Linked DNA regions of Homo sapiens: region 2 is linked to region 1. A link is a contact called in ENCODE Hi-C data. All regions are on one chromosome and are shown on one strand. Each heading gives the region's core, a stretch centred on a gene start or an enhancer-like site at or near the end of the contact. The rest is flanking DNA. Distances are from core to core; before and after follow the strand shown.

Region 1 (2,700 bases), core at 191-2,690:
AGGTGTGGCAAACCACCATGGCACACGTTTACCTATGTAACAAACCTACACGTCCTGCACATATATCCCGGAACTTAAATTAAATTAAAAAAAAGGAAAAGATAATAGTGTGCCAAGGTTGGTCACTGATATTTTAGATAATCCCTCTGTGTTCATCTTATGAGAAACAGTTGAGACCTGGTGGGTGCCTTTTTCACTTAGTAGATGGGGATTCCCCCTAGCTGCCATTGATGGGATCGGGACCAATCATCCGATCCAGGAAAAAAGGCATCGTTTTTGGAACTTTATGGTTCATGACACAATTTTTTAAAAATCTTACTGTTATACTTAAAATAACACATTCATCTTAAAAAAAAATTGGACATTATAGAAACTGTCAGAACATAAATGTTGTCCTTAATCCTCTCTCCTGCCCCTCCCTCTGCCATAATCCATAGAATTCCCCTTTCTTCCTCTGTTGCCTTATTTAGCCTGCATATTAGCCTCATCTTAATTAGAGATTATCAGCACCACTTTTCAGATAAGAATAGCTGAATACAAAAAAAAGTCCACACGTTTTCTGTTCAGCTGGCAAGGGGTGAAGCTTGGACTGGAACTCAGGTGGTGGTGAGCCAGAGTCACTGCGCTTTGGATCACCCTTTGCACCCTGGAGCCCCTGAGCCAGCCCCCACACCCACCCCACTGTGTTCTGCCAAGCCTCCCTGAAGCTGCTTTTTGCCCTGTCTCTTTGAGGAAGTGAGAGAAGGCCAGTCTGTACTTAGCAGCTGTTCTTCAGGCCAGCTTCCTAGAGGAGAGCAGGGAGAGAAAGGCATCAGGAGTGGGGAGTTCACTGCCCATCCCACCCACAGGAACATGCACCTGCCTGTGCAGGTGTGTGTCTCCTTCCTCCACACCTGTGTGTGTCCACAGCTGTGTGATGGCTGCCTACAGGGTCCAGGCGCTCCTGTACTTCTCACACAATGTGGAATGTTGATGAATGCAAAGTCTCACCATTTCTTTCACCTTCCCACCTCACACCCTCTTAAGTGGCCAGAGGAGGCTTGAATCTGCACCATTTCTCTGCGATGCTGCCCTTTGGTGGTCTAAAAACACCCAAAGTAAGATTCTGCCAGTAGAACTAGAACAAATACTTAGTCTTCCAATCCATCCTTAAACCCACTGGACAGCTTCCCAGCCTGGGCTCCCTCGGCCTGTAAAGTGTGCTTCTAGAGGTCACACTTTCCCAACTCAACCTGGCAACCCCCTCCATGCTGGGCTCTGGCTAAGGACTCAAGGGCAAGTGAGGCACAGTCTCTGCCCCTGAGGTGCAAGCAGTGTAGCATGGAGAGAGACATAACAAATAAGAAACACAGCACAGCATGGGTGACTACCACATTAGAAGCAGACGAGGGCCACAAAGAAGGTGAGTTCCTTGCAGCAACGGATGTGGGTTTTTTTTTTTCTTTGTGTCTCACAGGAAGGGATGTGTTTTAACCTATGAATCCCTTAAGGCAGGCAGACCTGTTGGCTGTGAGTTGTCTCTGATTAATAAGAAATGGGGGAAATGGTATGACTAGATCAGTTCAGTTGGTTGAGTGGTCCAGATCTTTCAAAGTTTAGATTCTGTGCAGAGAACTAATGAAAAAGTCTTTGGAGCTGACCTGCTTGATCTGATCCTCAGCCTTGCTCATCTGTCACCTCCACAACCAGTAGGTCACCCAAGGTGGCTCCATCATTGGTGAGCTGCATCCAAGGAATTTATTACTAATCCTAGGTAAACTATCATGTTTTGTGCCTCATTGATGTACAAATTAGGTTGGACAAAAGACTATTCCTAAAATAACTTCATTCTCACACACTTGCATTGCAATATGCTCTCTGAAGTAGAGGAGGAAGGCACAAAGCCTTGCTGGTCTATGGATGGCAGCATCAGCGTCACCTGGACACCTGTTAGAAATGCAGTTTCAGGCCCCACTCCAGACCTGCTGAATTAGAATCTCTGGGATGGGGCTTAGGAATCTGTTTTAACAAGCTCTCCATGTGACACTTAAGCATGGGTAAGTTTTTGAAGTACCACCCAATGTTGCAGACAACCTCATACCTGTGAACATCATCCCTGACAAGGTCGGGATCCTCTGGTCTAGACCCCGCCCCTTGCACAGTGACTGCAGGGGCATTTGTTTTTCTAGTCCTTTTGTATACTCAGTGTTGGCATTATCCATTGGTCTTTGTTGTAGGTCAAGTTCCCAGGGAAACAGACTCTGAGATTACCTGGTAGAAAGCTTATTGATTGTGCTCTCTGGAGCAATGCCTGTAGGATAGAGAGGGAGAAGTGGGGCTATGATGCAGCTTCACAAGTGGCCTCATCCAATCTTAGAGGGAGCTCTGCAGCTGGGTTGGCTGTTCGAGGCACATTGGTCAGTTGTTGGATGTGGGCTATCCCTGAGGGTTGTAACCTTGGGTGAGGCAGCTCAGCACAGGCCAGCACCCAGAGACGGACACATCTGAGAAATGTCAGCAGACAACAGCCCTAGCTGCTGGGAGAATGAGTGAGTGCCCTGGTTCTAAAGGGGGATCCAAGAGGTGCACCACAGCCCCATCGACAGTCTTTGTAGATGCAACAAAGGCCCTCGGATTATGTTTGAACCTCTGTGGCTGATGTGGGTCTGCTGTCATCTCCCGCTGTGTTTGGTTTAATAAGCCCTGGGTTTTCTGCTGATC
Region 2 (2,700 bases), core at 163-2,662, 3.9 Mb before region 1:
TCTCTCAGTCCCATTGCCCTGAATAGTTTATACTTTCACAATAAATCCCTCTAGAAACCTACCACTCCAAACTGAAGCATTCTTTTTTCTATTAACGTACGGACGTCACTAACAACTGATTTTAACAAAATAATCTGACATAACGTTTAGGTGTATTTTGGGCTTGTCTTTTTGGAAGTTTATAGTCTGCACTCACTTTTCCTTCCACATGTTTCAAATCTCTTCCCTTCACATTTTTTGTCACAGTTATAAGCTTCAAAATCCAAGGATGACCCATAAAATCTGGTATCTTCGAAGTGCGTCCTCCGAAATAAAGGACAGGAAAACACTAAGAGGGGTCACTAATTTAACAATAGGGTAATCAGAAGTCAAGCCCAAAGTGCATCAGCCTGTCCTAAAACTACAAACGATTTGTTTTGAAAGAAACTCAAAATGAATTGTGCCTTTGGATGTGAACAGATGATTTCTGGAATGAATGAAAAGCAAGAAAACAGTAACACAGTACCCTCTGAAAAAAGGTTTTTCTCCCCATCTTAAGCTTTTATACATCTTTTAACTTCGCATGTTCTGCATACATAATTTTAAATTAAGTGGCTTCCTTACTTAGTTAACGGTACCATTAAGACAACACTACGTATATTCCTCCACTTACACTCCAAACAACCCTTAAAAGGTCTCGGGGGAGAGCGGTAAAGAAACACACGGTCTGCGGAAAAGGAGAAGGCCTGACTGGCACGTCAGGGAACCCGGCGGCCTCCGCCGTTGTGGGCATGCGCTGTACATGCCTCTGCCCGGGCAAAGAGGCGTGTCCGCGCCATTGAGTGACGCGGCCCGTTAAGTCGTAGCCCTTAAGTGAGCCCGGCTCGACTCCCTCCGTACCAGTTCTCAATCATCTCTTTGATAGCATTAGCTGGCCGCTGGATAACTTCCCCCGCCGCGATGCGGTTCACCACTGTCTCGTCCAGCCGCCGAATAACCCCTGCCACGAACGACATTTTGGCGCCAGAAGAGCCAAGGAAACGTCTAGATGCTCAACGGAAGTGCCTTCAGCCAATCACCTCAGTGCCTCGTGCTCACGTTCTTCCTTCAGCTGTAGCTTACGCCATCCAGCCCCACCCTTCAGCGGCAGCTATTGATTGGACAGCTTGAATGCCAGTCAAATTTCTCAACTCTGTGGGTTGCTGGGTCTCTTCGTCCCTCCCTGAAGCGGCTACTGCCCGCTACCTAGAAGGATATGCGCTTGCGCGTTAGAGATCGCTGTCCGCTCTTCCTATTGGTTCGTTTTTAGGAGCTCGGGGAATACGAAATATCCAGCCAATAGGAGCAGAGATGCCGGAACCGGGCTTGTGTGCCTCTGCTGAGGTGATCTGGCGCAGAGCGGAGGAGGTGCTTGGCGCTTCTCAGGCTCCTCCTCTCCCCTTGCGGCCTTTCTAACGTTGGCCCTGCTCTTGTGGCCTCCCGCAGAATGTGGATGACGCCCAAAAGAAGCAAGATGGAAGTCGACGAGGCTCTAGTTTTCCGGCCCGAGTGGACCCAGCGTTATTTGGTGGTGGAGCCTCCGGAGGGCGATGGGGCCCTGTGCCTGGTCTGTCGCCGCCTCATCGTAGCTACCCGCGAACGCGACGTCAGGCGCCACTACGAGGCTGAGCACGAATACTACGAGCGGTATGTGGCGGACGGCGAGCGCGCGGCCCTGGTGGAGCGTCTGCGTCAGGGCGACTTGCCCGTGGCCTCCTTCACTCCTGAAGAGAGAGCTGCTCGTGCAGGCCTCGGGCTCTGCCGCCTCTTGGCCTTGAAGGGTCGCGGCTGGGGTGAGGGGGACTTTGTATACCAGTGCATGGAGGTGTTGCTGAGAGAGGTACTGCCCGAGCATGTAAGCGTCCTGCAAGGCGTTGACTTATCTCCAGATATCACAAGGCAGAGGATCCTGAGCATTGACAGGAATCTACGCAACCAGCTTTTTAACCGAGCCAGGGACTTTAAAGCCTATTCTCTTGCCTTGGACGACCAGGCTTTTGTGGCCTATGAGAACTACCTCCTGGTCTTTATCCGCGGTGTAGGCCCTGAGTTGGAGGTGCAAGAAGATCTTCTGACCATAATCAACCTGACTCATCATTTCAGTGTTGGTGCGCTCATGTCGGCAATCCTAGAGTCCCTGCAGACAGCAGGGCTTAGCTTGCAGAGAATGGTTGGACTGACCACGACCCATACTTTGAGGATGATTGGTGAGAACTCAGGACTCGTCTCATACATGAGAGAAAAGGCCGTAAGCCCCAACTGTTGGAATGTCATTCATTATTCAGGATTTCTTCACTTGGAACTGTTGAGCTCCTATGATGTAGATGTTAATCAGATCATAAATACCATATCCGAATGGATAGTTTTGATTAAGACCAGAGGCGTTAGGCGACCTGAATTTCAGACTTTACTAACGGAATCTGAATCAGAGCATGGTGAAAGGGTTAATGGACGATGTCTGAACAATTGGCTTAGGAGAGGGAAAACTTTAAAACTAATATTCTCTCTAAGAAAAGAAATGGAAGCGTTCTTGGTTTCAGTAGGGGCAACAACAGTCCACTTCTCAGACAAACAATGGCTTTGTGACTTTGGCTTCTTGGTGGACATTATGGAACACCTTCGAGAACTCAGTGAAGAATTACGAGTTAGTAAAGTCTTTGCTGCTGCTGCCTTTGACCATAT

The links. Hi-C counts contacts between places; a loop is a spot of excess contacts on that map. Pooled maps may share reads with other maps.
Region 2: a loop to region 1 is called in a pooled map, with 2.7 times the contacts of the local background. The contact joins the promoter of EPM2AIP1 here to the enhancer-like site in region 1. A Hi-C loop is called at or near these places in 2 of 50 pooled maps.

What each region holds. Positions count from the first base shown.
Region 1 is chr3:33,046,696-33,049,395 of GRCh38, reverse strand. The region is part of intron 9 of GLB1 (galactosidase beta 1); the gene reads left to right. Among named protein-coding and RNA genes, the nearest start is that of GLB1, 49 kb to the left of the region's middle. Within about 2 kb of position 1,440, at least 5 of the 41 ENCODE cell types and tissues checked have a DNase peak (open chromatin) inside an H3K27ac peak, as active enhancers do.
Region 2 is chr3:36,991,843-36,994,542 of GRCh38, reverse strand. It overlaps EPM2AIP1 (EPM2A interacting protein 1), which reads left to right and starts at 1,412. Exons shown (of 1, transcript NM_014805.4): 1 at 1,412-2,700. The coding sequence starts at 1,466. It overlaps MLH1 (mutL homolog 1), which reads right to left and starts at 1,025. Exons shown (of 19, transcript NM_000249.4): 1 at 880-1,025. The coding sequence starts at 995. RefSeq lists enhancers at 324-835, 752-971, 1,342-1,691, 1,812-2,131, 2,162-2,241.